Linked DNA regions of Mus musculus: all the other regions are linked to region 4. The links are chromatin loops, found by intact Hi-C in ENCODE. Cell type or tissue: heart. All regions are shown on one strand.

The links. Hi-C counts contacts between places; a loop is a spot of excess contacts. Peaks named below come from ENCODE experiments on the same cell type or tissue, not always from the same donor. Only the 100,000 strongest peaks of a DNase experiment are listed, where the experiment ranks them.
Region 1: a loop joins it to region 4, with 3 times the contacts of the local background. A loop is called at or near these places in 2 of 42 quality-filtered maps.
Region 2: a loop joins it to region 4, with 2.5 times the contacts of the local background. A loop is called at or near these places in 11 of 42 quality-filtered maps.
Region 3: it touches region 4 in a loop (3-fold over the local background); 14 of 42 quality-filtered maps call a loop at or near these places.

Annotation. Positions count from the first base shown.
Region 1 is chr13:48,543,697-48,551,696 of GRCm38, forward strand. No RefSeq gene overlaps it. Among named protein-coding and RNA genes, the nearest start is that of Mirlet7a-1, 9.4 kb to the left of the region's middle. In heart, a CTCF peak has its summit at 3,013; DNase peaks (open chromatin) are centred at 2,335 and 2,985; H3K4me3 peaks cover 3,476 bases; H3K27ac peaks cover 2,749 bases.
Region 2 is chr13:49,169,573-49,177,572 of GRCm38, forward strand. It overlaps Gm40943 (a long non-coding RNA gene), which reads right to left. Exons shown (of 2, transcript XR_873377.1): 2 at 236-546. Among named protein-coding and RNA genes, the nearest start is that of Gm40942, 9.9 kb to the left of the region's middle. In heart, CTCF peaks have their summits at 411 and 3,834 (motif pointing left); DNase peaks (open chromatin) are centred at 419 and 3,829; H3K27me3 peaks cover 472 bases.
Region 3 is chr13:48,963,952-48,971,951 of GRCm38, forward strand. It overlaps Fam120a (family with sequence similarity 120, member A), which reads right to left and starts at 4,109. Exons shown (of 18, transcript NM_001033268.3): 1 at 3,404-4,109. The coding sequence starts at 3,877. Fam120aos (family with sequence similarity 120A, opposite strand) reads left to right here and starts at 4,161. Exons shown (of 2, transcript NR_015601.1): 1 at 4,161-4,653; 2 at 4,987-5,954. In heart, CTCF peaks have their summits at 1,645, 3,734 and 4,585; DNase peaks (open chromatin) are centred at 1,850, 2,950, 3,460, 4,360 and 2 weaker places; H3K4me3 peaks cover 4,516 bases; H3K27ac peaks cover 4,451 bases.
Region 4 is chr13:48,875,579-48,883,578 of GRCm38, forward strand. It overlaps Fam120a (family with sequence similarity 120, member A), which reads right to left. Exons shown (of 18, transcript NM_001033268.3): 18 at 3,638-5,517. The coding sequence ends at 5,218. It overlaps Phf2os1 (a long non-coding RNA gene), which reads left to right. Exons shown (of 2, transcript XR_003950516.1): 2 at 1-2,771. Among named protein-coding and RNA genes, the nearest start is that of Phf2os1, 8.6 kb to the left of the region's middle. In heart, no CTCF peak of the experiment used is centred here; DNase peaks (open chromatin) are centred at 2,418 and 3,193; H3K4me3 peaks cover 1,065 bases; H3K27ac peaks cover 1,096 bases.

The sequences.
Region 1 (8,000 bases), 330 kb before region 4:
GCACATTATTTCGTATTTTAAATCTTCCTAAAAGTTTCTGATCACCACATACTAAGTGATTCAGGATACATTATTTGGAACATTCATTGGTGGTGCTTCCATCTAGCCTCCTTTATTTGAAACAGGGTCTTATACAGCTCAGGATGGCCTGGAACCTTCTACATAGCTGAGGATAACCTCTAACAGTGCAGGGATTGCAGGCAGGAACTGGAGATGGAACCCAGGGCTTGAGGCATGGCTGGCAAGTACTCTTTATCAACTGAGTGAGCTACACCTCCAGCTCTGGCTTTGTAGTATTTTTAAAAAGGCTTCTTTTTTTTAATTATTTTGTATTATGTCTGCACAAATGTGGACATCGAAGGATAACTTGGAGTCAGTTCTCTCCTCCCACCATGTGGGTGAGTCCCAAGGATTCAAACTTGGGTCACTGTCAGGTATGATGCTAAGTGCCTTCAACCACTTATCTATCTGCACAATTGTCACCAACTCACACTGGTTCTGTAACATTAGTTACTGAAATAAAAGGAACTTGATATTTAGGATGCTATTCTCTAAACCAATTAGTTTCCTTAGTTCTGGAGGAGGTTTACTAGGGACATTTCCCAGGACCCTCAAGAAATCTAAATGAGACTTACTAACATTAAATTATTATGAGCATTTATTTTATTAGTACTGGAAACTCAACCCACCAATTCAGGCATGTCTGACAAGCTTTCTATCACTGAGCAACAACTCCAGCAGGACCATTTGTTTTAATACTTCACTCTGTGAACTGAAGTACTTTTTTTTGTTGTTTGTTTGTTTTTGAAACAGGTTTTATCTGTGCAGTCCTGGCTGTCCTGGAACTTGCTCTGTAGATCAGGCTGCCCTCAAAACTCTTGAGATCCACCTGCCTCTGCCTCCTGAGTGCTGGGATTAAACTTGTGTGCCAACACCTTCTTTATAGCCACATGTTTTGCATTCCTCTACCTTTCCAGCTTGAAAAATTACTAAGTCTCAAATCAGCACAACTTCAATTTATAGTGGGGGAGGGCACAGCTTGCTTCAAGTCTACAAAACTATCAATTTCTACAATAAAATTACCCATAGGGTAAAATGCACGCCCCATCTACACAATTTTGATAACACTTTTTAGACCCGACTTAATTTGGAAGATTTCTATTCTCTAATTAAAGTTCTTACATTTCCAACTAGTATTTTTGTTACACTAACAATTTCAAATTTCCCAAATATTACTGCTTCAACTGACAGAACCTAATGAAAGGCCAGAATGCTGAAAAATCTGTATTAAACTAACTTTTCTTTTTTTGGCTTTTTTCGAGACAGGGTTTCTCTGTGTAGCCCTGGCTGTCCTGATACTCACTTTGTAGACCAGGCTAGCCTAGAACTCAGATATCCGCCTGCCTCTGCCTCCCAAGTGCTGGGATTAAAGGCGTGCCCGGCTAAACTAACTTTTCTTATAAAAAGATTGTTTACTTGTTCAATTTTCTTCACAAGATTATCAGGCAATCAAAAACAAGAACACTAATGTTTTAAACTTCAAAAACAGGTTGCCAATATTTTTCAACAGTTAAAAAAGCAATCTGTCATCGTCTTCCATTTTAACTAAGTTTCTAAAGTTTTTCTCCGCCCCCCCTTGTCCTTTCATAATTATCCTTTTAACACAAAAAGTTGAAAACTACAACACAGACGATCACTTCTGACACAGACCCTGCACTAACAAGCGGGATCACCGAAGGGCAGTCCTGGCCAAGGGCATAAAGGTTACCACCCTGCCTCCGCTAAAGAGCGCGCCGAGAGATAAGTTTTCTTAGCCGGCCTCCGAGAGGCCACCCGCTTCCAAGAGTTTGCAGCCTCCCCAGTCAAAAGGCCAGTCTCGTTTCCGGTGCCACCGAGCTGCAAATCTCCTACCCCATCCCCTGGGATACAGTTTCCTCCCGCTCTCGCGCTCCCCTCCCCCTGGCCAAGGACGGGCAGCCGCAGCGATCCTCCAGCCCCAGCAGCTGCTCCAGGCCCTCAGGCCGCAGTTGGCCGAGCGGAGCAGGGGCAAGCAGCCAGCGTTGGCTCTCCGTTCCCTCCCTGCCAGCGCCTTCCCGCCCCGCCCCGTCCCTCCCCGCCCCCCGCACTTCCTACCTTCCTCCATCCCACCCCCCCCAACCAAAGCCAAGGTCTCCCCGGCCCACAAACCTGACGGCGGAAGTGACGTCATAGAGGCCCGGCTACGTCCGCAGCCAGTCACGCCACAGCGGGGAGGTAGCCCCGACCAACCGGCGCGAGCCAGAGGGCGGGACTTCCGTCCGCCGCAAGTTTGATTGAAGCGGCGGGGGAGGGGCGAGGTGAGGAATGTGAAGAATGACCCCCCTCCCCCGCCCGGTCGCCGAGGAGCTGGGCGGGAAGCGGAGGGGGCTGGGGCAGGCCAGCGGCCACGCGGCACCCCTCCCCCGCCCGAGCCCCAAGGCCCACGGCATCCGTGGGCCACCGGCCCCGGGGCCACCCGCCTGCCCGAGGCGCCCAGGCCATCCCACGGGTCCCAGGGTGCGGCGCGGCAGCCCCCAAGTCTTCCCTCCTGGTCGCCCGCTGCCGCCGCCGCTGAGTCTGGAGGAGGGAAAAATGGCGACGTCCCCGCGCTCGCCTTCACGCCCGCAGTACCCACCTCAAGCTCGCGGATAAAGGCGTCCCGCTGCCGCCACGGGAAATGGTCTGGCTTTCCCCCCACCGTGGCCCTCCACCGCCGCGCCCGGGAGAGAGCAGCGCGCGAGAACCCGGATGGAAGCGCGGGCGGGCGGGCGCCGCCTCGGCGGCCTGAGGGAAGGCTACGCGCGCGCCGGGAATCCGAGGCGGGGGCGGGAGCTGCGGGCAGCGCGCATTCCTATTGGCGGACGCTGTTGACGGACGTGTGCCTCGCCCTCTCGCCTTAGCCGGTCGGGGCTCACCCGGACCCCCACTGGAGGGTGACGGCTGAGCCCGCCCCCGCCGCGGAGAAGGCGGGTCTGGCCCGCCCACCGTGACAGGCTCCTCTTTCCCTACTGGAGGACCGGGAGAATAGCGAGGACCGTCCTCTGAGTCCCGCCCTCCGCGGTGATGGACAAGTCGTGTCACGTGGCCTCCGTCCGCTCTGCCGGCTGCGAGGCGGGAGGTGCTAGAGTTTTCGGGGCGGTTTTCACGTGTACCCAAGATGTTGGATTCACTCAGTCTTCCCTCTCGGGGGCTCCGGGGCTCGACGCCAAGGCCACTCCATACCTCACTTCACCCATCTGTCACATAAGGAGTTAGGTCTCCTATGGTGTATCTTTTATCTCTTTTATTTTTTTTTTCTTTCCCATGTATTGAAATTTTTGTGCTAAAACTTTTTCAAAGCAATCTTTACGAATTCTTTTTTTTTAAATCAATGCAAAAGCATTTCTTCATTCTTACTGGAACTTTCCATGCACTAGGAGACCTCTCTGCTCTTTGGTGGGTGGGTTGGGGTACTATTTAATGATAGTAGGTTTGCACGGTTTAAAAAAGAGAGTCAAGAGAGTCAAGCATCAACAAAACCCTATGAACATTCATCTGCAATCCATCCAGGGGAAAAAGGCACTGTACACGTCAGCAAAGTGCTTATATTATAAACTCCAACTATAAGCCATCCTAACATTCTCTGTCCAAAGCAAATGACAAGAGAGTTTAGAAGATGGGAGAGTTTGGGACTAAAGTGAACAAGTGAACAAAAAGAAGAGGAGGGTGGTGAACCTTGTGGGATAGGTAGGATATGGGGAGGAAGAGCTTCAACCTTCAGGATATACTGTGAGAAAGAGGATTATAAACCACACGATGTCATCAACTCTTCATACAAAGCTGGACTCCTCACAGTAGGTTTTCCTTCGTAGGCATAGCGGTGTGGATTTTGCTGTTTCGTTTTCTTCCTTTTTTTCTTTCTACTTTTTTTTTTTTTTCAGTAAACAGAAACCTAATTTGAAGGTGACTTACAGAATCAAAATGCCTCAATATAGCCACCTGACTGGCGACGGATGGCTGAAGCTTCTGGTTTCCGTCCTAAGAGAAAGAGACATTCTAGACTATGGGAATTGGGACCTATAAAGTAGGAGTAGCCCACAGAGAAGCCACCCCCTGGGCCCTGAAAGAGCAAATTCCTTCAGCCGAGGTCCTTGGAGAGGCCCACCCTGTGTCCTGGAGGCTTTGCTACCTCAGTTCCGTTCCACCTCTAGCATGACTCCCTCCAAATTTTCTCAGTCCAGACAAACAAGTAATTGTAACCAAAACTGCCAAAGTAAAGCATACATACTTCTCGAAATGTCCTCTGGCCTCTTTGCCTCAGTCCTCCCCTTGTTAAGATCTCCTTTGACCTGTGTCTTCTCTTTTGTCCTTTCGTTCATTGTTCATTGCATGACTTCAAGATGATATATTCACTTCTTGATCTCCCTGCTGTTCATCGATCAGACTCTCCGTCCTTATTCCGGGGTGTGATGGGCCATTTTAGTGTGTCAGTTTGAGCCACCATGCCCCAAGATATCTTATTAAATAATATTGCTGGATGTCTGTGAGGATGTTTCTAGAAGAGATTAACATTTAAAGTGGTAAACTAAGGAAAAACTAATGGCTTTGCCTAATGTGAGTGGATATCATCCAGCCCATCCAGGGCTTGAATGAACCAAAACGGTACAGGGACACAGGGTGGCTGAATTCTCTGCTTTCTGACTCCTAGGCCCTGAGATTTCACCAGCAGCAGCTTGCCTAGGTCTGCAGCTTCCATATGGAAAATTGTGGGCCACGGCCCAGCTAGATGGCTCAGCAGATAAAATGTGCTTGCCGCCAAGGCTGATGACTAAGTTCAGTTCCCAGAATCTGCATGGTAGAAGGGAACCAACTCCTGCCAAGTTGTCCTCTGACCACACAAACGCACACATATATGCTGAGTAAATGAAAAAAATTTTTTTCAAGGAATTAATAGGACTTCTTAGACTTCATAATCATTGATCGAAGAAGACACATACACATTTATACGTAGATGCTCCTTGTCTTGTGATAAAGTTTGGACCCAATAAATCAATATTGTAAGTCAGACTGTCATAAGGTGGGAGCATTGAATACACTACCAGTTCTGCTCTTCTGGTAAACACTGGCTAATACAGCAGATCACCTTTGGCAGTTGGCCTAGGCCTTGTTATAGCCTGGTCTGGTTATCATAAGAATGATATCTGTCAAGCGGGGCAGTGGTGGTCCACGCCTTTAATCCCAGCCCTTGGGAGGCAGAGGCAGGTAGATTTCTGAGTTTGAGGCCAGCCTGGTCTACAGAGTGAGTTCCAGGACAGCCAGGGCTACACAGAGAAACTCTGTCTTGGAAAACAAACAAATAAACAAAAAAAAAAGATATCTGTCAGTGTCTTCCACAACCTCATCTACTCCATAGGCCCCATGACTCCTGAGGGGCCTTAAGTGCTAGTACTCCCCGAGGAGTCACAACAGAAAAAAAAAAAAATTCCACAAGCAGAGACCTCAGGCAGAGAGGGATACTTTCCAAGGTTATCCTTAGAGAGGGGTGGACATCAGTTATACTATCTGTCTCACATTATCTTCCTCAAGGGGTTTACAAACAGGTCATAGCCCAGGGTTCCACGTGTTCCCAGAAATGCTTGTTACTCTCGGGCAATGTTTTAAATCTATCTTAAATTGGCTGACAGCATTCAAAAAAAGATCAAGACGTTTAATTTGAAAATATCTAGATGTCTTGGTTTTCTCAGAAAAAAAAAAAAAAAGGGAATCTCTGCATTCAGTCTGCATTTCAACATGACACTGTACTCTCCGTGCAAGCTGAACTCTCCTGCCTACCAGTCACCAATGAGCCTGCTTCATTTTTATTCTGAGCCTGGTCCCTGAAATCATTGAATGAGTCCTCTGGACTTAAAGCAGTCTCCTCTTGGGGTGGGGGTCAGGGATTGCTCCCGACCCATTTCAAGTGTGAGGTTTCACTGAGCTGACACCTTCACCACAGAGCTGAGAAGGTGGCACAGGCAGAGCAGTACTACAAAAGTCACTATCTAAATGAGGTCAATTAGAGTTCCTTCCTAAGAGTGTATCGGAAATGAGCTCAGAGAAGAGAACCCTCATGACCTCGGCCCCAAAGCGGCAAGGACATAAGGAGAGGCCTATCTGCAAGAGTAGAGAAGCAAGGGGCCTGGGAAGATAGCTCAGTGTGGTCATTAGTTCAGTCAGTCTCAACACCCACATAAAAAGCCAAGTGTGGAAGCAGGCCCCTATTTCCAGGGCTGGGGAGACACCCAGCCAGCCCAGCAGAGTCAGTGAGCTTCAGGTTCAGCGAGAGACCCTGTCTCAGAAAATAAAGGTGACTGGCATTGACTTCTTTCCTCCACATGTACATACATAAGTGCACAAACTACATGTGCATGCACACACACAAACACGCACACACACACACACACACACATTCGCGCACATGGAGAATCAGAGACAAAACGCTGAGAGCGGGGGTTATGACAGAAGCCGAGTCCCTGCATTCTGGGATTCCTGAGATCACAGTGATGAACCAGCCTGCCTCCATCTTAGGCTTGAAGGCTTCTTACAGTAAAGGCAAACTAGGTTCATTCCTCTTTATGATTAAATCTGTTTCTCAAGGATTGGCCTGTAACCTTAACTACAAATAGTTCTGTGCTGCCTGTTCCAGGAAACAACTACGTCCTTGTTTCAAAAAGTTGTAATAACCATCTTGCAACCCTACCATTGTTTGAGAAGATTGCTATGAAGTCCACCTTGTTATGTTTTGCTTCTGTAAACCCCACCTATTTAACTCGACAGTCAAATTCCCCCATTTGGAAACCCCCTACCCCTGAGCTATAGAAACCTTGTCTTCCTCACATTCAATGCTGATCTCTTGAACCCCACTTTTAGGAAGCGACAGCCCATGTACGTGAATAAAGAAGCTTGCTTTAATTAATTGGATGATTTGGGTTGGTGTCTTTCCTTGCACGTTTGGGATTAACAACAGTACCATTTCCCCAGTGTCAGACACAGTTTTCTCTCTATATGGGAAGTACGTGGAGTCTGTGTGAGTCATGTTCAACGGTAAGGAAGTTGGGAGGAGGATGGGCATAATAAGATTCAGAACCCACATTCCAACCATCTACTAACTGCAGCTTTACTTACTCCTGAGTAAAGGGGGTCCCCAAAAATTAGTCAGTAGCTTCCTTACCTAAGTAGCAGAAAGGTGAATCAATCCCCAGAACCCCATAAACTGAACTACATGGTGCATCCCTGTAATCCAGCACTTAGAAGGTGGAGGCAGGAGGATTATAAAGTTCAAGCAATCCTTGTTCAAGTTCAAGGCCAACCTGGGATACAGAATTCAAAGCGTGTACATAACAGGCACCCACAAAGCCTTCCACTTTACTGAGTTTCTGAGTTTCATGGTAGATGTTTAATGAAAACCAACAGACTGGAATTAAAGACCACGCTCCTTCGCAGAACTATAGCAGTGTTCTTTGGGGTTTGGTTTTCAAGTCAGAGATTCACAGGAGACTAAAACTCAGGCCTAGGCCAGGCAGATGTGGATTTGTATATAGCTCACTACCTAAATAAGTGTGTGTTCTGGGGCCAGTTATTTCAATGCACTGACCTCAGAGTTTGCTCATAGAAGAAAGAAGAGTCTCAGCTCTTCCAGTTGTTTTCAGAATTAAATCAAATCCTTAACACAAAACTGTAGCTAATGGGGCATACATAGTAAACTAGTTCAGCAAACTAGTTATTATTGTGATGGAAAAAGAACAGGCCACCAGAGCTAGCCAACAGCTTCCTTTCGGGATTCATGGCTATTATAATTCTTGTGCCTGTCACTTTACTGGGTTAAAATTTGCATAGCAAGTAGTTGGAGACCTCTGTTAGCCTGTTTAGTTGCCCCAAGAACTCACCTACACAACCAGGTCGGGGAAACCTCCTTAAGAAACAATAAGTCGGGCATGGTGGACCACTCCTTTAATCCCAGCACT
Region 2 (8,000 bases), 290 kb after region 4:
TTGGCTACAGTTTCTGTTGTACTGTTTTCAGCCAAACAGAGAAGAAACTTTGTAACCACTCACGCGGTCACTCAACTCTGCTGCCCCGCCCCTGCCCCAGACACCTGCCGTTTGTGGCGCCCAGGTGTTGAGTTCTCTGAGTTCCTTGTAAAAACCCTGCTATGAATCCCTTATCAGATACTAGATTTGCAAATACCGTCTCTCTTCTGTGGGTTTCTTTTTCAAACGTTCTATATTTTGATGGAGTCCAGTTTGTGCCCCCCTCCGCTTTGATTGCTTGTGCATGGTAAACCTTTGCCTGATTTCTGCCGCCCCAGCAGTGGACTCCTCTGCCCTCTCTCCTTTCCAACCTTAGGCCAAGACTGCCCTTGAGTCCTCAGAGCCCGATGCGCTGCGACCTCTTCCGGTAGCCTCGGGTATTGCAGACCCTGCCTTCCCATCCTTGGAGGTGGGGCCTGGCCACCTGCCCGAGCCTGTCCATCCATAACAGGGCTGCCCAGCTCAGGGCCATTCAGATTAGGACTTGACAAAGTGGCCTCTGTGCTCCTAGATGGGAAAGAAAAGAAGCAGTGTGAACTCTCTAAGACACCCCCAGGCCACCCCCCAGTTTCAAATATCAACCTCATATCACCCTTAGTAGATAAATAAGGATTTATGTCCCCATTCTACAGAGGAAGAAGCTAAAGGCTCAAAAAAGTTAAATGCCTAAGGTCCCAGAAGTAGTGGATGGTGAAGGAGTCATTCATTTATTCACTCAGTGAACATTTTTTGTGATTAGAAAACAGACACCATCCGAATGAGAATTCTTGGCTGAGGAGTGTCAGAAGGAGTCTAGGTCAGTGCCTGAGGCCATTGACATGTGGCGCCACATTTCTACAACAGATAGCTGGGAACTAAAGGCTGAGAAAACTAGAAGAGGAGACTGTGGGCCTCCTGGTCCTACCCCAGTGAGTAGGACCTGCAGGGTCAGGTCAGGTGGCCCTGAAAAACAGGTAGAAGCCCTCAGGAAGGATGCAAAAATTCAGGAGTGTGAGCAAGGCCTTCCGTTCATCCGTGCACATGGAAAGAACATTTCTCTGTGTGTTTGACTCACACATTTGCACAGAGACACTCCGGGAAGAAACAGACCTGAATTCAAAAATAAGCGTGCTTGCCTGGGAGAGTTGGGGGCTGAGCAGGTGGAGTCATTTTAGAATCCAAACAGTCACTTGATATGGCTATTCCAAAAATGAAGTTGAAACGGAGGATGCCGAACACATCCTGCAACTGGTGACAGGCAAGGCTCAGTGAGAACACCGAAAACCATCAAGATGGACGCTCTGCGTGGGCGGACCGTGTGCCACGAGAATTCTACTGCAACTTGTCTATTAGAGAAAAAGGAAGAGGTGGGGGCATGGCTCAGTGGTAGAGCACCTGATTAAAAGCCCCCACCCCTGGTAGTGAGGGGTTGGGTTGCCTTGGCATTAGGGCATCTGCCTAGCACCGCACCCAGTGAGGAGCACCTGCCAAGAATCACCCAGTGAGGGCCTTGGGGTGTGTTTCAGCAGAGAATGCTTGTTTAGTATTCAGGAGGCCCTGGGTCCCCAATACTGCAAAAAGAAAAAAGAAGGGAAAAAGAGATAAGGGAGTGGAAGGAAGAGGAGTGGAGGAGGAAAAAAAGGAGAGGGGAGGTCTGTTGGGCTGAGCGCTGTTTAATGGGACACTTGAGGCAGATGGCACAAGCAATGGGTGTCTACAGTGTGATGGGGTCAGAGACCTGCAGAAGGATGGATTCGCTTGACCTTGCACAAACCAGGGCACTCAAGTGTCAGTTGGTGCGGAACCCCTGCAGACCACTGCTGAGCACAAAAGGAGCTCTCCAGATCTGAAGTTCTAAGGCAGAAGACATTTTGAACTTGCTCCCAGTGATGGTATTTCTGGGCCCACTTAGTGAACCACTGGCCTCCATAGCCTCTGGTCACACTGGGGACCTCAGGAACAAGAAGACAGTTTCACAATAGACCACTGAATTTCAGGCTGTATAATTGGGCTATACTGTGTAAGGTTCAGACGTTACTAGAACTGGCTAAATAAAATACAGGTCTGTGTCATAGAGGTGGCTCAATGGCCATTTCATCCTTCCTGAGACCCAAAAAAACCTCAACTTTTGGTTGAAAACAACTGCAATAGAAACTGCCATCTCCCAAATTCTCTTGTAGCTAGGTAGAGCTGCCCAAGGCCAGTCTGGCCATTGGATGTAAGTAAGGGCATCTAGAAAGTTCCAGAAAGCTCCAAGAGTATGTGTGTGTGGGGGAGTGCCTTTCTTTTTCTCATTCCTTGTTGCTGGCTGAGCTGAAAGCTAGATGTCTGGAACACAAGCATCTCTGTGGGGGCAGGAAGTGGGGTTATCTCCTGAGACTAGCCAAGGAGGAAGAGAGGAAAGTGAGTTCCTAAGGGTGTGCTATTCCCACCCCCAGCCTTTCCTGAACCTCAGCGTGGTTTTTAATGCTCAGGAAGAAATGTCTTATTAAGAACTGGTGCTTCACTTTTTGTGGTACTCACAGTCACACTGGGCCCTGAATGGCAAAATGTATGCAGTGCCTGCCCTGGGGCCTGGCACATATAAGATGCCAACTGAGCATCTGACCAAGTCACACAGCTATGACCAGAACTAGAAAGGGCTGGATCTAGACGGCATCTTTAGGACTCCTGTGAGGCTGGGAAACAAAGAGACAAGGAAAATTAAAAATCCTACACAGCCCCCGCTGTAGCCCGGGGCCCGAGGGGTCATGAGCTACCAACCTTCAAAGGCCACGCTGCCCACACAATGATCGTCCCAGCTGGCACAGGGCATCACCTAACAAGAAGCCATGTGTCAGCCGCACGCCTCTCTGACCACACGGTCTGCCCATTGCATGCGTTTTTCCTCTGGGTGATGTGTGCACCAGCTCTCTTTTCCTGGCCATCTGCTGTTTGGGTGGCAGGCAAGCCCTCTAGGTGCCAACAGAATGGCAGCCAGTGACAGGAACAGCTCCACAGGAAAATGGGGCTGTGTGTGGGAGGCCCAAATGTTGGACTACAGCCTACAGGGTGGACAGGGTGCCAGGTATGGGAACTGGTATCGTCAGCATCCCAGCCCAGGGTCTGACTGAGCCTTAGTCTCCAGATCCCAGAGTGAGTACTTCTATATGGGAATGTTTATGGGAGAACTGAGAGTGGAGAGACATTTGAGAGGTGGGGCGGGAGTGAGGACCACTAAAGTCACAGTCAATGTCACCCCAGCCTAGCACCAGCAAACTTCTAAGCACGTATGCAGGCTCTGGAGGGCTCCATTTCCGGTCATTCTGAGCTTCACTCTGTCCTAACACTGAGCAGGTGCCAGGGGGTGACCCTTACCCTCCCCCCACCCCCACCCCCCATCATCTCTTCACTCACTGGGTAGCATGTTGTATCTGCCCCTGTGCATGACATAATCAAGACATGGGTAGAACTCACTTGGCCATCAGCAGATGACGAGGTAAGCGACTTACTTGTCTATCCACATTCTATTCAACCCTGAAAAGGAAGGAAGTCCAGACTCTGACATGCTATGTGGACACTGTGGGGGTTGGGAAAAAGAAGTCAGTTCCAGGAGAACCACACGGTGTGTAGCTTTACTGAAATGAGGTCTCTAGAGTGGTCAGAACCAGGGAAACAAAATAAGCAGATTGGGGCTGTTGCCAGCTTTTAGTTTATGGGAAAATGAAAGGGTCTAGAGATTTGTAGCATCGCTGAGCACGAAAGGCCTGGGAAAGGTCCCAGCCAGGAGCACAGAGGAGCCCGGCGTCCCACAGCGTCTCAGCGCCCTCTGCTGGTCAAGTCTGGTGAAGCGCTCAGCGGGAAGAACTGCAGTACCTTGGAGCCTGAAGGCCAGCAGGGGATTAGAGGCCTCTGAAAAGTGCAACCCTGAAATGTGGTTAACTGGACTTCATGAAATTGGGTTATCAGAAGCCACCATTAAGAAAATGAGAGAAGGGCTGGAGAGATGGGCTTAGCGGTTAAGAGCACTGACTGCTCTTTCAGAGGTCCTGAGTTCAACTCCCAGCAACCACATGGTGGCTCACAACCATCTATAATGGGATCTGATGCCCTCTTCTGGTGTGTCTGAAGACGGCAACCGTGTTCTCATACATTAAATGAATAAATAAACCTTTAAAAAGAAAAAAAAAAAAAGGAAACAGAGAAGACAGGCAAGCGGGATGTGGGTCTCAGCCTCTTAGGAAGGGAGGGGTGAGATGCTGGGGTACAGGACGGGGAAAAAGATTTATAAAACATGTATCAGAAAAAGATATGTCAATAATATAAAGACTTGAAAAAAACAACACAGAAAAGATGAAAAACTAAGTTTTTAGATTTAGAAACCACAAAGAGATGTGAAAGTCAGGCCTGTGGCAAACACCTGGAATCCCAGCCTCTCCATAGAGAGCAGGAGAGTTGTGAGCTCAAGAGCAACCTGGACAACCTGATGAGAACTGCCTCAACATAAGGGTGGCCCTTGTCTAGCATGTATCTGACCCTCTGTTCGATCCCTAGTACCAAACCAAGGAAAGGGATGGGGGAGGGGGAGAAGAGGAAGAGGAGAAGGAGGTAGAGAAAGAGGAGAAAGAGGAGCTACAGCAGATTTAAGAACAGCTAGTGGGGGCTGAGAGGTAACTCGGGTTAAAAGCACTGGCTGCTCTTCCAGAAGACCCAGGTTCAATCCCCAGCACCCACATGTCTGCTTACAAACCATCTCTAACTCTAGTTCCAGGGCATCCAATGCCTCCTCTTGGGATCTAAAGGCACCAGGAATGCACATGTTGCAAAACAACCAAATACAAAACAACCAAATACAGCAGCTAGTCCACGCTCTGCCTCAAGCGTCTCCCGGGGAGAAGAAGGGCTCGTGCAGAGTATAACTGCACAGTCTCCCATCTGCATCTGATCCTTCCCCTCAGCTACCTGGGTAGAGCTGCGGGCTGGCAGAGGCAGAACTCCACCCGACCCCCGACTCCCCACCCAGCCTGTCTCTTTGAGTCCTTCACAGGATGCTGTGATGGCTGGCATTCTGTCACCACCTGCAGCCCCAGGGCAGAAGGGAACCGAGGGAACACACATTCCCTCAGGATTGGCTGGGGTCTCACAGAGGCTGCAGTCCAGATGGTGTTGGGCTGGGGTTCTGCCTTCCAGGTGAATCTTGCTTAGGATAAGTTGGTCCTGCTATGCATTCACATGGGTGCCTCCCGGGGCTTCTTGAGTCACCTCTGCTGTGACATGTCGGCCACACAAACCAGCCCTAAGTTACTCCAAGAAACGATCCCACTAGATCTGAGTATAGGAGCAAGGACCACCAGCCACCGAGTCAAGAATCGGCTTTTTAGAAATTAATTATTGAGGCTGGAGAGATAGCTCGGTGGTTAAGAGCACTGACTGCTCTTCCAGAGATCCTGAGTTCAATTCTCAACAACCACATGGTGGCTCACAACCATCTGTAACGGGATCCGATGCCCTCTTCTGGTGTGTCTGAAGACAGCTACAGTGTACTCACATACATTACATAAATAAATAAATACATCTTTTTTTTTTTAAAGAAATTCTTTAATCAGCTAAAGACGTGCACAGTCAGCTACTAGAAGTTAGCTCCATCATTTTTAGAAGACATGATGAAAAGAGACAGTAACAGTGACAATCAGGTTGGATAAGCCATGGAGTGACCATAAAATAGAATAAAATAGAGTTGTCTATGGTTGTATGCCACAAAATAATGTTTTGACATGTGAGGTCACCACGGTGCCTGTATTCCTAGCATCCATCTGAGAGACTGAAGCCAGGGGATTGGAAATCAGCTTTGGCTACACAGTGAGAGCCTGTCTCAAAAAATAAATGTTATGGCTTGGAAAGATGCGGCCACAGAACATGGTTTAAGGAGAAAGTGGCACAGATGGAAAGATTCTTGTGTTGCAACGGATCCTCATCGGAAGGCACCGGAAACAGATGAGAAGACATGCTTCCGGGTTTGGTGGCAGATCGGCAGGTGTCAGACCCTCCCCTTGCCCCGTGGGGAAGGGCTTTCTCAGCTCACCTGTCTTTCTGCATCAGCTGAAAGCAGGCAGCAGGCATTGTGGCCGGTTCCCAGCTGTGCCTACACATGTGCTCCGCTTGTGTTTCTGGGAGCTTCTGTTATCCACTGCGGGAGGAACATGTCTGGGATACTGTGGTCCCAGAAGCAGGAGGAACTACCCAAGAGCAGCAGCCAAGTGAACAAACAGACCTGGTGCACCAAAATCAGCCCCATGCTGGCCAAGGAACAGGAGTCAGACGTAAACACCACAGAGGATGTCTCCCAGGCCCAGTGGTGGTTACCGACCGAATGAGGACATTTGTTATTTCTGGGCAGGAGTAATTTTTCCCCCTCATTCACTTTGGTTTTCTATGTTTTCTAACAGAGAACATGCTTTTATAATGATAAGAAAAGAAAATAAGTACGCATCTATTTAAATCAAGCTCTGGGAAAGTTTATATAGAAGACACAGTGTGGGTGGAGCGCAGGGGAGAGGTGGTTCAGTTGGATGAAGCATTTGACTCACAAGGGTCAGGATCTGTGTTTGGATCCCCCAGAACCCATTTAAGGTCGGTGGGCTGTAGCTCTCATCTATGATTCCAGTGCTCCTATGGCGGGGTGGGAGGCAGAGATGAGAATCCCAGGAAGGTCAAGAGCCAGCTAGCCCAATGCATGCATCATGTATGTAAACATGTGTGCAACATGTATGTAAACATGTGTATAAGCATGTATGTAAACCTGTGTGTGAACATGTGTGCAACATGTATGTGAACATGTGTGCAGCATGTATGTAAACATGTGTATAAACATGTATGCCACAGACATCATTGCAAGCAAGTAAGAAGGTGAGGACCAACAAACACTCAAAGCTTTTCAAGTTCTTACTCCACTTACACCCTGTGGTTTACATATGCCCCCACAAACATAGACACATGTACTATACACACACTATACACAGAAAGAAAATACAACTTGGTGAGGTTTGGTGGCAGAAGGCTGAGGCAGGAGCGTGGTGAATTTGAGATAAGCCTAAGCTGTATAATGAGGCACCATATCAAAATAGGTAGATGGATAGATGGATAGATAGATGGTTGATAGACAGGTAGATGACACATGGACAGGTAGGATGGATGGATAGACAGACAGATAACAAGTGACGAATAGGTAGATAGATAGATAGATAGATAGATAGATAGGTTGATTGACAAACTGATAGACAGACAGACAGATGATATATTGAAAACAAACCCTTGTCCTGTCCATTCCCGGCCTCGTACAGACATTCTGGAACCCACAATAATCACAGGGGCTTAGATAGCCTGTCTTTTCTCTGCAGTCTTTTGTAAACACGTATCTATGTTGGTGCCTGGCCTCAATAGCCAGTGACTGTCACAACATCCCACTGAGTGAATACAATATATAATTCAGTGTGCTTAAGTCACTCCCACTCTTGGAAACCTAAATTATTCCTTGGTTGTTATGCCTAAGGCTACCTTGTGGGCAGAAGTTAGACTCTACACAAGCAAGTGAAGAGACCCAAACCTGGGAGATGCCTTATCACAAACCTTTGCTCATGTTAAAGAAAAAGAAATTCTGTACCAGCCAAGCCTTTAAGTTTCCAATCTCTGTTTATAACAACTCAGTGTTTTATTAATCTCTCCAAGACTGTGTCAGTATTGGTTTTAAACATACAGATGCTATATAATTCCTAACAGATGAACTGTGTTTTGGCCATGGTTGGGATCCATTCCTGGACTGCATGTGTTGGGATCTGATTGTCATCGTGTGGTACTTATTAAAAGTGGAAAGGAGGGCTGGAGAGATGGCTCAGCGGTTAAGAGCACTGACTGCTCTTCTGGAGGTTCTGAGTTCAAATCCCAGCAACCACATGGTGGCTCACAACCATCCGTAATGAGATCTGATGCCCTCTTCTGGTGTGTCT
Region 3 (8,000 bases), 88 kb after region 4:
CTGACACTTTGAGAACTTGGCTTGCATGTATGTATACACGTGTGATGCATGTGTGTGCATGTGAATACACACATGCTGTGTGGAAGCCAGGGGTTGACGGGTGTCTTCACATGGAACTTACTGGTCAGCAAGCCATGGGGATCTTGTCACCCTACCAGCACTGTGGTTGGAGCTACACAGTGCAATACTCAGCTTTTTCTGTGGGTGTTGGGGTTCTACTTTAGACCCTCTTTCTGTACAGCAGGCACTGCCAGTACTGAGCCACCTCCACAACTGCTCGTTGTTTTGTGGGTGAAGGTGGTGGGTTTTTTCCTAAGGCAAGTTCTCATGGAGCCTAGGATGGCCACTACCAGGCTACGCAGGCAAGGATAGCTCTGAACTTCTGCTCCTCCTACCCTACGTTCTGAGTACTGAGACTAGAGGTGTGTGCCACTATGTCCAGTTTTTGCAGTGCTGGGCATGGACCCCTAGACTTCACACATGTGGGGCAAACATTCTCAGGCCCAACACCAGTGTCTATGGGAATAAAGTTTCATTAAGAAGATACCAATTGGCCCTGGAAGAGCACTAGCTCCTCCGGAGGACCTGAGTTCAATTCCCAGCAACCACACGGTAGCTCACAACAATCTGTAACTCCGATTCCAGGAAATCCAACGTCTTATTCTGACCTTTCAAGGCACCAGGCACAAAAGAGGTGCACAGACATAATGCAGGCAGAACACCCAGAAACATTATAAATAAAATAAGGACCACCCAATTCCAGCTGCTCGCCCATTCTGGAAGATAGTGATAGTGCATCACTGGTTAAGTATCTGTGAGCCTCCAGAAAACATTTAAAAATCCAACACACAGACACACACATTGAAACATACACTTTCTTAAACAGAGACCACCGAAGATAATTTTTATGACTCCAAAATCATCCTTTTTAAAACATACACAATCATTACTTTAAACACTATCTTTAGTTTAATGTGTGAGAATGTTCTGCTTGCTTGTATGCACCTGTGCCACTTTCCCGTCTGGTGCTGTGGAAGTCAGAGGAGGGCTTCAGATGCCCTGGAGCTGGAGTATTAGATGATCAGGAGCCACCACGTGGGTGCTGGGAATCATGTGGGCCCTCTGCAAAAGCATGTGCCCTAACCACAAAGCCATCGCCCAGGCCCGCAAATCACCCTTGTGATACTGCACTACCCTCAGGGATGCTGAAGTACACAGGACTGCTCTCTTGTTTTAAAATAGTTCCCAGAATTCTGTCTCTGCTTTTTACAGCTTCACATCTTCTCTCTGGTGCCACCTTTTGCTATTAATGGAGCTCCTGCCTCCAGCAAACTATCTTTTTCACCTCTCCTCAGAGTTGAGAAAGTGGACAGCCAGGATTGCTAGAATTGCATCTACAAAGACTAGAGAAGGCTGAGAGACAGAGCAGGCAGGAAAGGCAACACTGTCTCAGGAGTGCACACACACACAACAGATATAGAGACAAGGACAGACAGAGGAGACTCTAATCTGAAGTAATATTCAATCTTTTATTGAATGTCTCTGCTGACTAAAAATACAGCCCTGTGCAGTTAGCAAAAGCAGGTAAAATAAAACTCTTTTTGTGTCTTAGATGTTACTTCCCATCACTAAGCAACACTAAAGCAGGTCCATTTCCAGGCTGTCCACTAGAGGTAGATCACAGAGCAACAGCTTTGCTTTCCCCCTCTGAGAGCCCCAGGCTACAGAGAAAAAGTGAGAGGCACACACTGCCTCTCACACGAACTCCCTAAGAAATGTCAGGCTGTGTATCTGCCATATTCCTGGGCCAATCACCAGGCATCCAGCCACCCCCACCCACACACTTAAACACAACTTCACCAATTGCAACAGGACCCTGGGTGGGACTTCCGCAATCATTTTAGGCTTAACTACCACCATCACCACTGCCAGCAGGGATGGTCAGGAAGAGGGAGACATGCTAAAAGTTGTAACTCAAGCTCAGTTTCCAAAGAAAAGAGCAAGTTGGAAGACAGTAGCAAGTCTTAAAAACTCAAACAGCCTCACCCCTCCCCAAAGAAGTGTTTAAAAAAAAAATCATGAAAATGCAAAGCTATTCAAAGTTGAGGATCAGTTAGGTGCTCGGCTCTCAATCAACCTCGGAGCCCTTAAGTTCTCTGGCCCAATTCTGGCTGCAGAACCTTCTGCCAACGGGACAGCAGAGGGCTAACATGTGGAGCTCTCCCTCCTTACCCACCAATCAGGGCTAGTGAAGGTCACTCAACACTTCCTGTGCAGCAGAAAAACAGCTCTCACAAGCTCCTGCCTATGCCAAACGACCCCCAAATTCTTCTTCCTGGTCCTAATTGCTACCTTCATAGTAGACATACAGAACTGAACCACTTTAAAACTCAGAGAACTGACAAGAGCCCATCTCATCAAATTCACAGTACCATGAAATCTAAAACCAAAACGTTACCATAGACAATTTCTCCAAACATCTCATTTTCAAAGGTAGAAGAGCAGGGCATCTGCCTTGAGAATTAAGAGATCAGCCCTGGTTTATAACAAGGTTCCTTCCTCTCCCACAGCTTTGGAGGCTCTGTTTTCAGCTTCCTGTGCCTAAGGTCCTGGCAATATACTCTCATTATTTATTCTCCAGACTTCCAAGATAAACCTGTTGCTGGGAAAGAGTGGGTTAATTTCGACAGATGGGTATATGCTTAAGGATAAGGCCAGTGGGTAGCCTGTCGGCCTCTCAGGGGAGGAGAAAGACTGAGGATGTGGGAGACGACACCACCGATCCCACTTTGGGTGAGGGTCTATCCACCAGCCTCAAGTGTCATATGAACAAGTCTATGGGCCCACAGAGGCCAGAGAGTAGGGAGGAATGTGGTGGGTAGACTTCAACCACACCAGGCCTAAAGGCCCGGGCATCCATCTTGCTCTAGGGCCCCTCTGCCTAGCTTGCATCAAGCCTGGGCATGGTGACACGCTATGTCCCGAGAGGGGCCCTGAGAGACACTGAAGCCTGCTGAGGCCTTCCACGGGCAGGGGCACCCAGGACTCACTCTGGGCTAGGCTGGGCTTCCCGGAACTAGTTCAGCGCTGACAGTGACCTAAGAGACCTCCCAAGTCCAACCCAAATCCAAGCCCAAAAAGACCCTAGGCCAAGCCCCAAACCCCTGGGCCAAGGAACCTCAGACTCAACTCTGATCGCTACCCAAGCAATCCCAGGCCCAGCCCGAAGCGCGAAGAGGCCTGTAGCCCAACTGTGACTCCTGTCCAAGTGACCCCAGACCCCAACCCTGACCCAAACCCGAAGGGAATCGGTCCAAAGGGCACCAGGCCCGATCCTGACTCAGGCCCAAAGAGACCCCAGCCCCAGCCCTGGGAGACCCCGGCGAACCGGCTGCAGCCGCACCTTGACGTGGAAGCGGATGAGCGCCAGGCGGATGCAGTGGGCCATACAGACCGGAGGCAGGAACCAGACCTTGGGCGGTGGCGTGCCCTTGTTCTGGACATGGCTGACGATCTGCTGCGCTGTCTGGCGCTCGTTGCCCTGCCGCTTGACCCACTCGTGCAGCCGGGCCTTCTCGAGCGCGCCATTGAAGAAGACGAAGAGCTCGATGTTGCCTCCGAAGCAGGCCTTGGCCAGAGCCGCCAGGTAGCCGAGCATGTGGTTCCACTGGCCGCCGCTCACCCAGTCGGTGTAGAAGCCACCGTACAGGCGATGCAGGCAGTTGTCGGCATCCACCAGCAGGCGCAGCGGGGTCTGCGGGGGCCGCTGCCGCCCGCCGCCCACCAGGCTGCCCCGGGCCAGCTTCTGCAGCTCCACCGGCACCACGGCGCTCGGACAGTGCTTCTCGATGTAGTCCTGGAAGCCCTGCACGCCCATGGCGGCGGCGGCGGGGCGCGCGCGCGCGGGCGGCGGCGGGGCCGGCGGCGGCGGGGCTGGGGGCGGCAGGGCCGTGGCGCGGCCGGCGGGCGCGGGCAGCCTCAGGGCTGGCTGGGGCTGGCCGGGGGCGCGCTCACGGCCGCCGCGGCCGCCATGTGCTGCCGCCTCCCAGGGCCATGTCTGGGGAGGGACCTGCGCCGCCGCCGCGCTCTGCGAGGCCGAGGCCGAAGCTGGGCCGGGCGGGGCGGCGCTGACGTCGGGCCCGCCCGCGCGGACGCGGGAGGCGGAAGAGGCGGCGCCGGGGCCGCGGCCGGGCTCCCGGGGCGGCGGCGGCGGGGCGGAGAAGGCGGAGCGCTACTCGGCTTGTCGGGCCCTTTAGGGGGCCGCAGCCGGGCGGGTTCGGGGAGGCGCCTGGGCCCGTGCAGGCCGCGCCCGGAGGCCGCGGCCTCCGAGGCTGGCTCCGCCCCGCTCGCGGCTGCGGGCCCGGTAGGCGTGGCCGGCAGCCAGCGCTCCTCCTCCGCCGCGTGTGTCGCGCGGCGGGGTTAGGGGGAGCCTGGAGCCCGGGAGCGCGAGCCGCGGAGGAGGACGGCGGCGACAAGATGGCGTCGCTCCCGGGACGGGACGGCGGCTTCACGGCCTGGTGTCGGGACCCGGCTGAGGAGACTCCCCGAGAGGGGCAAGCCTCCCCGGCGTGCGCCGCCCTCCGGAGACGAGCGGACGTGCGCTGCCTCCAGGGGCTCGGGCTGCGAGGGTCCGGCTAAACCCAGGCGCCGACGGTACGTATGCTGAGCCAGGACCAAACGTTCTGAAGGAGAAGCTGTCCGCTGGGGACCTGGGCACGTAGCTCAGTTGGCACAGTGCTTGTCTGGGATCTTCGATCGCCCAGGGTTCGATTCCCGCGTGTTGCTTAGGCCGTAATCCCAGCATTCTGAAGTGGAGAGTAGAGGATCAGAGAAGTTCAAGGTCATTCCATCCAATTGGAAGCCAGCCTGGGCTACATGAAACCCGCCTCCCGCTCCCCCTTCCCCCAAGAAAAAGGAGCGGTTTTTTTTGTTTGTTTTGTTTTGTTTTTTTGCTTACCTTCAATTTTTCATCTGTTCTTTTTCTAGACAAGCCGCTGCTGGAGCGGGGTGCACTGGACACAGGAGTGACCCATCCATCGCACAGAACACCAAGTTCATGCAGACTCAAAGCCCCCCATCAGAGTCTTCGAGAATAGGCAAACTGAATTCTATAGTTTCTTTTAATTTTTTTTTCTTTTAAAGACTATTTTTATTCTTTGACAGTTTCATGCGTGTATACAATGAACTGTGATCATAACACCCCATTCTTCCACCAATCTCAAACACAGGCTCCTGTGATGTAGACAGATGAAATGCGCTTAGGGCCTTGATGGATTTTCCTTAATTTTTTTAAACCCGATACGTTATGCCACTTATGTATAAAATTAGTGATGAGGCCACTAGTCCGCCTAGCTGAGTAGAAAACTTAATCCCAGAGTAAGTAATTCCATGTCATTTAGAAATTAAGATTACACTTAAAGCCTCACTAAATAATAACATCCCCCAAAATAATCAAGTTTTATGTAATTCACAGCTAGTATACAAGATTGCACATGAATCACTTGTATTTTCTTAACAAGATTACATTCCATATATATTTCATTCACTTGTTTAGGTTTGTGTTTATTTTTGTTGTGGTTTCTTGTTTGCTGGCCTGCTTGGGCTAGCCCTTTGCCATCCTGACTGCCTGGCCTGTTTTTTATTTCTTTTAAACATTACTGCTTTTATTTATTTATTTTAAAAAGGGAGAGGGGAGAAAGCTTTTGTGCTAGCACCCATGATTTTGGAATTAAGCATACATTTTATTTTAAGACCGTAGGATGGTGATCCTTCTAAAAGAAAGTATCACTCTCCTTAAGAGAGCCTTGGCTTTCTGTGGCCTCCCAGGTTGTTATACAGATGTTAGCAATGCCAGCTTTTGTAGTCACTTCTGTACTCTGTGATTGTATAGACTGTGCTTTGGAATTTTGAGAACTTTAAAATTCATTTTCATAATAAAAGCCCTCAAAATTTCATCATGCTTGCTTTCCCTGTTTAACTGTGTATGCCCTCCAAACTTATTAATGATTGGGAAATTGTTTGGCTAACAACGCTATAAAGAAAATTCAGGAGTTGAGTGATGTTTAAATTTTCTAAATATCTAAATCCTATTTGAAAAATACTAAATCTTAGAGTCTGCTTGGGAATACAATATGATTAGGGACTTTTTTTTCTCCATTTAGGGCTGTATTAGAGAAACTTTTCATGAAGTGATTACCACACTACTGAGGGGAAAAATAAATGAATAATACTGCATGACCATAGACTTCCAAGAATTCTCACCCTTTTAATTCCAGAACTCAGGATGCAGAGGCAGGTGGACCTGGGTGAATTGAAGGACAATCTTCTGTACCTAATGAGTTCCAGGTCACCAGTGCTACACAGAGAGACAGAGAGACCCTGTCTCCCCGACTGCCTCCAAAAAAAAAAAAAGGATTATGACTACTAGATTAATAGAGAGAGCCAGCCAGCCACAGAGCACAGAACTTAAGCAGGCGGGGGCGGGGGGGGGGGGGGGGCGGGAGTTTACTCTCAGCATTTCAACTTGTTTCCCATCGGCTAATTTACTTACAGCTTAAAGCAGGAAAATGTTGCCCTTTTTTTGGTTTGGGAGTTGGGGTTGGGTTTTGGGAATTTTCGAGGTTTCACTCATAGCCCAAGATGCCCTGGACCCCACTGTGCAGCCAGCCAGCCTCAATATACAGCAATCATCCTCAGCCCCCTGAGACCTGGGATTGCAAGTGCAGGGCATGTTGCCCGCCCAACATGATGCCTACCCGACACGCCCCGAGATCAGGAGGAGAGATCAGGAGGAGACACGGTATTCCCGCTGGGGTTTGATTCCTGGGGTGTGCCTAGCCCTAACCTGTGCCTGGGTGCGACTTCAGAGTCCCCACAGAGCATGCGCACGCTTGGTCTGCATGCAGTCTCAGGCTGTTCTAGTCTGGGGGCTTCTGGTACTCTGGGATTAAGCTTTCTACTCAGCTAGGCGGACTAGAAATGTTCTCTTCACAGCTGCGAATTCATTTTCGCTTTGAGCTGTTTTAAAAATACATTTTATGGGAAAGTAAGATTCTAACTTTTGGGTGTGTCTTAATTAGGCTTTCTCTTGCTGTGGTGGAACACCAGGACCAAAAGCAGCTTGGGTTGGAAAGTATTTCTTTCACTTACACTTGAGCTTTCCTTACTGAAGGGAAATCGAAGCAAGACCTCAAACAAAGCAGGCACCTAAGGCAGGAAGGAGCTAATGCAGTGGCTGCAAACGGTGACTGCTCATTGGCTTGCTCGGCCAGCTTGCTTTTATAACCCAACCACCAGGCCAGGAATGACTCCACCCACAAATGGCTGGGCCCTCCCACGTTAATCATTAAGAAAATGCCTTACAGACTTGTGTACAGCCTGATCTTGAAGAGGCATTTTCTCAGTTGAAATCCCTTCTCTTAGATGACTCTGGCTTGTGTCGAGTTGACATAAAACTAGCCAGTACAGCACAGATAAAGAGAAGAGTCCTAACCAGGTGGTGTGGTGCCCGCCTGTGATCCCAGCATTCTGAGTTCAAGGACAGCTGGGTCTATCTACAGAGTAGGTTCCAAGATAGGGCTAGACAGAGAAACCCTATCTTGAAAGACCAAAAAAGACGATGAAGAAAGAAAAGAGCAAATTCCTGGAATGGTTACTATGTGAAGAGCTACTTCCCATGTCAGCCATAAGTCCCTGCATGTCCTTGAGGCTGGAATTGCCCCTTGCTTGCCCATCTGTACTAATTGAGGTTGTTTGGTGTTCCTTATGTCCTATGTGCCGAATGCTGGCACCTAAAACCTCTTCTCTAGCACCCCTCTTTCCTGAAGCTAGAGATTGGGGACCATGCCTTGTGGACTTCCACCCAGGACTCCTAAACTCTGTTTTAGGCTAGGATAGAAGAGGAGAAAAGAGAAGTGTCTGACTTTGCACTGGAACCCAGGATCCTAGTAAGAAAATTTTTCTGAATCAACAAGTCTTATCTTTTTCCCCTCAAATAGTGA
Region 4 (8,000 bases):
TACCAGAATTCCTTTTTTGGTATTTTTTGTTTGTTTGGGGTTTTTTTTTTGGGGGGGGGGTTTGTTTTGGGTTTTTTTGGTATGCTGTTTATTGTTAGTATATGGAAACAAAACTGATTTTCAGTGTTGATCTCGTGTATTGCTCTTTACTGAATCATGTCTGTTAACAAAGGGTGTGCCTGAGTGCACACTCATGCAGCTGTAGAGTGTTTAGGCCTGGCCCTGCCTAATGGCTTCCACCTGTCCTCCAAATCATCCCATAGTGTGGCTTCCCTGGTACCTACTCCATGGACCTTTTCATCTGCTTTGCTCTTCTTCCTGGAACCCTCCACTCCTTCTATCTCATTTTTTACACTGATTCCTTTTTACTTGTGTACTTAGTTTGTGATCCTGCTCTTTCCACTCAGGTGATGTTTCACAGCCCCAGAGAACTCTGCCTTCTGCAGCAGGCTCAGTGCCAGCCCCTGGAGTGATCAGTCAGGGCATCAAAGACTGGATAAACATTCCTCTACCCAGGGAAAATCATATCTGTTGGTTGGTCCAGATATATGGGGTTTGGAGCACTTGTGCCAGGCTCACCGTGGTAACTTGGTTTAGACCCTCAGTCTGAAATTCCATCTCCCGTTGTACAAAAGTGGCAAGACCACTGTAGTTCTGATTCCTTAGACAGGTTCATTCTCTATAGAACCACAACTGTTCACATTCCATCCTATGGCACTTCCAACTCCAGAAGCTAGGGGAAAAAAAGTAAATGTGGGCGAGCCAGGCCCTGCTGGGAACAGAGAGGAAGGTGGCCCTACTGTGGGCGTGAGGCCCTGCTGGAAACAGAGAGGAAATTGCCCTTACTGTGGTCTCCGAAGCTTCCATTTACCAGACATATGAAAATCCAGAGATCGGGAAGCCTCGGATAACAGAAATTTACCATCTCTGATCCTGGAAGCCCAAAGATGAAGGGTCTGCAGGACTGTAGTCCTTCAGAGGTACCAGCGAAGGATCTGTGGCCCCTGTCTACCTTCTCACAGCTTTCTGAGCTATGTCACCCCAGACTTGCTATGGCCTTGGCTCTGTGCTTCTGTGTTCAAGTTCCCTTTTTATAAGAACACTGCTTATACTGGATGAGTGTCCATCGTACTCCAACATGACCTTGTCCCCACTCCTTCGCTAACTGCATCTGCAGAGACCTTATTTCCAAATAAGGTCACATTCTGAGATCCTAGGAGTTATGTCCTGGCCCAGTGAGTTAGAGAAGAGAGGAGCTTGGTTCAGACCCTAATGTAGGTTGCCACATCTTTACAAAAAGCTTCCACATGACCTCACCGGAGAGCTTCTAGGTTACTTCAGCCTGAGCCATAGCCATAGGTTCCTGAAAGAGCTCAATGGGGTGGTAACAAGGAGCCTGGGCACCCTAATGTGGGTCTCTGGGAAATGCTTGAACAATACCAACCACACAGCAAACCATGTGTGGAGGACACAGGTAGGGTTGGCAGACCCATGACAAGAAGACCCTGTCCACCACAGAAGTGCCAAGCAGTCAGCAGAAAGCGTGTTCCCAAAATATCCTGGAAAGGTGTAGGCTTGAGGACAATAAGTTAACACATTCTAGCTGGCCACTGGTGCCTGTCCTGCAGGAAGAAGGGTTGGCATAGGCTGACTGCATCCCTTCTGTCCATGTAAGTGCTGTATGGATGAAGGTATAGGGATTACCCAACATTCTCTGTCAGATAAAGTGAAAAATTGAGCTACATTAACCATATCCATCAAATGCTTAGACCCCTGGAAATTAAGGCCATATAAATGAAAACGCCTATTTTTTTGCCTGTCAAAAAGCTAGTACACTGGCCTTGCCCAGCAACTGGGCCAATTCATACAAATAGCTCATGTGCTCTAAGGGCCAGGACTAAGCAGCAATTGCAGGACTCACTTAGGGGGTGGTATGTACACCTCTCTATCTCCCGTCCTTATATTTTGCTTATTAAATGTAAACATGTGTTTAGCTCCCCCATTTTAGAAGAAGTCCTTCAAGGTGCAGGCTCTGTGCTTTGTCCCTTGGAGGAAGAGCAAGGGCTGGTAAAAATGCTACACACGAACCTTAAACAAGCAAGCAGAATGTCCCCTCTGTGCTGAGGAGAAAAGGAAAATAAGTCTTTCATCAAAAAAGACCCGGTGTTCACAATAGTTGTTTCCAAGATGGCAGAGTTAAAGCCAAAAAATCATAAAAGTTCCTTTTAAAAAGGAAAAACAACCCCTCTTACACACACCCCAAAACCCCAAACAACCTACCAAGAACATCAGACTTACCACTGTTTGCCATTAGACCAAGAACAACACCAGGTTGAGTTCATATTAAGTGTGTACAAAGCCTCAAATTTGGCCCTGAGTTCTGGACAGTGCCACATATGGCCAAAGTCCCTTGAGCATCTTGGCACTGGTCCCCCCACTGACCCTTCAATTCCAGTGGTGTGGGAAAAAGTCAGTGTGTCTCTGGCAAAGTGAGGGTCCAGGCCCATATCCCTGGAGCCTCCAGAATCCTCTCCTTCCTGCTCAAGCCTAAACTTCCAGTCCTTAAGTAAGGTGGAGGCATACCTTGGAGCCAAGAAGTCTCTTAGGCTTAGAGCAAATGTAATCCAAGTGATATATTGCTGTCCCCAAGTAAGGCGGTCTGAAGATCCAGAATAATAAGGTTTGTGACTGTTACTGAGGGGGTAAGGGGGAGACCCTATGAGGGTGCCATGGGAGAAGGTATTTTCAGAATAAAAGTTTTCTGTACTCCAGTTGCTGGGACATTCTTTTGGGCTCCAGAGTGGCCAGTCTTCCCTGGGACCGTGGGTTTTCTAAGATGATACAGGCCTGGCTACCAAACACAGCCAAAGGTTCTGGGGGCTTGTTGTGGACAGCAGTACCAAGTTTCACTCTCACCGAGACCCTGGAGACCAAATTAGCAAAATCGGACAAGAGGTTATCTCCTCCGTAATTTGGAAGCCACAATACAGTAGGCGCACGCCGGTGGGGTTGGCCAGAGCCCTGTGGCTGAGCCTCCGATCATTCGTAGGGCCTATGAAGGCCGCGAGGCAGCGGGAACCAGCCTGCGCAAGGTCCCAGACGCGGCTCTTTAAGCCGTGAGCCTGACAGACCGAGCAGGCGCAGTCTCGGGACTCGTCACGTGGTTCCGCCCTGGCGCTGCAGCGTAAGAAGCCAGTGGCTTTGGGTATGGTTCGGCTCCGCCCCGAGATGCGCGCGCATCTGCTGCACAATCGCCCCCGCCCGTAAAGCACGCGTCCTCTGCTCGGAGCAGGCGCTCCAGTAGCTCCTTGGCCGCTTTGCTGGGCACGCTTGAACTAGGCTGCAGAGAACCAGCCAAAGGGCAGCGACACTTGTAACTCTACATTTAAAAACAAAGATTTCCCCGTTAGGCCTTTATAAAGCTACTTTGTACTTCGCAGCCTGATTGGTCAGAGGAACGCAAAAGCTGTGCTCTGCATAATTTTCATATTAACCATTAAGGTTCCTCTAAAATTACTTTGACAGGGCTTGGTAATTCTAAACTTAATGTTGTCTTATGGAGCTCTTCATGAGCTACCTAAATTTAAACCTCTGTAAAATTCATACTTTACAAGTGAATTTAAAAGCCACACCATACTTTATACTAAAAGAATAAAGATTTTTATTAAGCATTGTAAGTTGCATTCAATAGCCTCTGGATAAACCACACCACAATCCATCAACAGTCAATCAGACCCAACAGCAGTTCATTCTTCACAATCCATGAGTTAGGGCGGAACTCCCTTCAACTTACAGTGAGGTCCTACTTAGCTCTTGCGGGCAGGGGCTGGGGAGTTACACCTCATTTCTGATCACTAATGTGATGAAGAGCATCGGAAGTAGATGAAACATAAGAAGTGATTCTGATTCAAAGTACATTGTTTGGAAACAGTAACAAAACATCAAAATGATCGAAGTCTACCTGCTTCTACTAAGTTCCTGATGGGACACTTCTCAAGAACAAGCAATTTGTTTCCTGCTACAGAAGGGGAAGGGGGTGTTTTGTTTTTTAAGATCATAGGGGGTTTCTTTCTTTACAGAATTTCATATTTTGCTAATATGAATATGAAGGCATAAAACAGCAACAAAGAACAATAATGCACACAGCAGTGAGTACACCAGGGTAATGTTGATATTCCAAACGGCTAGATAATTTTGGGGGGTTTAGAATAAATGCAACAGAGGTCAATAATCACAAAATTTTAAGGTTAGAGCAAGATCAGTCAATGACTAAACAGAGTTAACATCTTTTATAGGACTATTACTGATTATTAGCATTTTGTTTTGCAAATGGGCACATACTGGTAAGAATGGAAGAAAGGACAATAACATGCATAATATTAACTACACACTTTAAAAATTATGAACCATGCAGAAGATTAGCTCAAGTAGTAGCACTAATGGTCTACGTCCGATTCAAAACCACGTAGCTCACTGATCACAGATGCATGGTATTAGTCACGAGGTTTCAGAACACATTGTGTTGACTTTGAAAGGTCATTTGCATCTTCTATGATTTCAACGTAATCTCCATTGAACTTGCTTGTAAAGGATGTATGATGTACTGTGTATTCAAAATCAGCACAACAGCAGTTTAATCTATAATTTTTTTAGTTTTGATAGTTGCACTTTTTTTAACACAAAAGAACCACATCAACAGTGATGAGATTTAAGTAAGAAAGAAACTGTGGTTGTGCCTTACTTCTCTCATAATCATAAATCAAAGCCTCAAAACACAGCTTCATTGTGAAACAGTAATGCAAAATCAAATATAGTGGCATACATATGGTGCCAAATGCTAAAAATTATATTTTAAGCTATATATACTTAAACACTGCCAAAATTTGTTTTCTTTATAGTTCAAGAAACACAACTCTAGGCTTTTGTCGTAACCAGTTTAAACTTTGTGTACTTCATTTTTAAGTGCGGGAGTCAAATGCTCTTCATTTTCTTTCTCTTTTTTGTTTTATTGTAGCATTTTGACTACAACTGGTTAAAACTAAAAAAAAAAAAAAAAATGTGTTGTTTATATCTCTGATATCAAAGAGGGATCTGAATTTCCAAAGTCCTCATTTTCTCTTACGGAAAGGACAAAATGTACATAACTGCAGGCTCTCTCTCCAGATGCTCCTGAATCCTTACCCTTCCAGCATCCTTCACCCTCTATAAAAAATAAGTTTACTCTTCTTTATTTAAGACAGCTGCCTCCAGAGCAGCCTCCCTGCGGCAGGCGCTGTCTGTACTTAGTGCATTTAAGTGAGGATTTGTATTGCACGGTTTAGAGTCATTATTCAAGGCACTTTCAGAGTGGCTGGGGACTCTGGGGTCACCCGTGCTCCCATTAAGTTGGGGCACTGGCTTCTCCTCGGCCATCACTCCGTTTTCAGCCAGGGACACAGCAGAGGACTTGGATTCCCCAGATTTCGACTTCAGTTCTTTGGCCACTTCTTCTGCTGAAGCAGCATAAGGAGGCCTGCCCTGTGGGGAAGGAGAGTAACAAGAGTCTCAGGGACGGTAGAGGTGGGGCTGGGATGGGGGACAACACAGATGGACAGGGACACAAATTAGTCATAATGCCTCAGCCAGAGAATTCAAAAGAAAAATTCAGCTCTCTGCTTGCCTTCAGCTGGTGAACCTTCTGTCTAGGCTAATTCCTTCTGTGGATCCTTCTCTCAACACCTCTGCTGGAAACGTTTCTTTTGAAATGACAAAGTCTCACTTGGAGTGCTCTATCTACCCCTTTATGTAGTATCTCATCTTTAAAGTTACAAGCACCTTTTGGTGATTCTCCTCTGAAGTATTAAAGGCTCTCCTCATATTCTCCAAAATGCATACCCAAAACACATACCCCAATCTTTACAAGATAAACCAAGTCACAGCAGGACAACAGCAACACAAAGCAGGGCTGTATGGATAGCAGCACAAAAGCCGTGGACAGGATTCTCCTCTGGATCACCCTTGTTCCCCTACGCAGGTTCAGCCTGACACAACCCTGTATACTTCCCAACAACAAGGCTGAGGTGGTCCTATCTCTCTACCTGGCATGTGACAGACACTGAGGTCTGGCAGTTTTCTGCAGTGAGTGCCCCCACCCTCGAAACAAATAAAATGGTCATCATGTCATGTCAACCAAGGTCTATAAAAGTCACTTAAGACAAATGAGACTGACTGGGAAGTGGGAGCTGAGGAAGGGTCAGGGGATGAGGAGGATCATGGGAGTGATGGTGATACTTGCTCAAGCAAGCTTGAGAACAGACTAAAAAAAACATCATCCTACAGACAGCACCAAAGATGATCCAAACCCTTAACAGACATTTCATCAAGACAACACGGAAGTGAAACAATAATTATACACACAAGAAAAGATGTGTTAAACATTAGAACACCGGGGACACACACACTTGACTACATAACTGTTAAGAGTGGTCAAACAAGCAGGGTAAGAGGGAAAGCAGTGGCCCCTCACTACCAAGAGGAAAATAAAACAGTGCTGCAGCTCAGGAAGGCAGGTCAGAGGCTCAGCACTGAGCTAAGTGCCAGGGATCACAGAGGCGAGAACTTGGGAACTCAAAAGCTTACACACAGTGTTTGTTGTTCATTTCTGGTGCTTGGAATTAAAACTAGGGCCTTGGCAGCACTGTAGCACTGAACTACACTCCCAGCCCCACTGAGACGGCCACAGTTCTGTTACTACAGGGAGGAACTCAAATATGTATTGTGAAGTTAAGGAAGAACAGTCTGAGGAGCTGGAGAGATGGCGGAGTATTGGGTACTTTTCCTAGCACCCACGTGACAGCTTACAACTGTCTATAACTCTAGCTCCACGGGCTCTGACACCCTCACACAGGCATGCATGCAGGCAAAACACCAAGCAATTCTCACAAGTCTGAAAAGGAGCGGGCAGTGGTGGCGCAAGCCTTTAATCCCAGCACTCGGGAGGCAGAGGCAGGCGGATTTCTGAGTTCGAGGCCAGCCTGGTCTACAAAGTGAGTTCCAGGACAGCCAGGGCTACACAGAGAAACCCTGTCTCGAAAAACCAAAAAAAAAGTCTGAAAAGATAATGCTCTCAGGGAAATAGGGTGGAGCAGAAAACCTTTACAGCAGTGACACTGGGGGGAACACAATGGCAGTGCAGACCTGGTCAGCACACTGTGGAGTGTGTGACACCAAGAGTGACAACTGAAACATACTATGAGAGAGGGATTCCGTGTGTCCTGGACGGGCACCAACTGTAACAAGGAGGTCATTCTGACAGGAGACAGGGTAGACAGGAAGGCACAAAGGGAATGCAGTGCTCTAAGGGAATCCACCTGTCTTAGTGCTGTGAGCCTAAAGCTGCTCTAACTTTCGTCTTTTAAAGAACCAAGCAGCTGGGCATGGTGGTCCACACCTGTAATCCCAGCACAAGGGGAGGCAGACAGGTGCTGTGCATGAGAGGCCAGCCTGGGTTACAAAATGAATTCCAGGACAGCCAGGGCTATGTAGAAAGATCCTGTATTAAGAAACCATAAGCCGAGCGTGGTGGCACACGCCTTTAATCCCAGCACTCGGGAGGCAGAGGCAGGCGGATTTCTGAGTTCGAGGCCAGCCTGGTCTACAAAGTGAGTTCCAGGACAGCCAGGTCTACACAGAGAAACCCTGTCTCGAAAAACTAAACAATAAATAAATAAATAAGATTTATTTAAAAAAAAAAAAGAAACCATAAACAAACAAACAAAACCCCCCCCCAAAAAAAAAACAAACAAAAAACCCCAACAACAACTAGGGTTTTTACATGTGTAAAAATACTGCCATTCTGAGTTCAATCAATTCCTAGACTGCACATAAAGGTCAAAGGAAAAGAATGAACGCCAAAGTTCAGATTTTAGCAGCCCATGGCCCACTGGCAGTCCATGGATGCTGATGCATACATCTTATCACTCACATATAATGACAAACAAAAATAAATACATAAGTGTGAC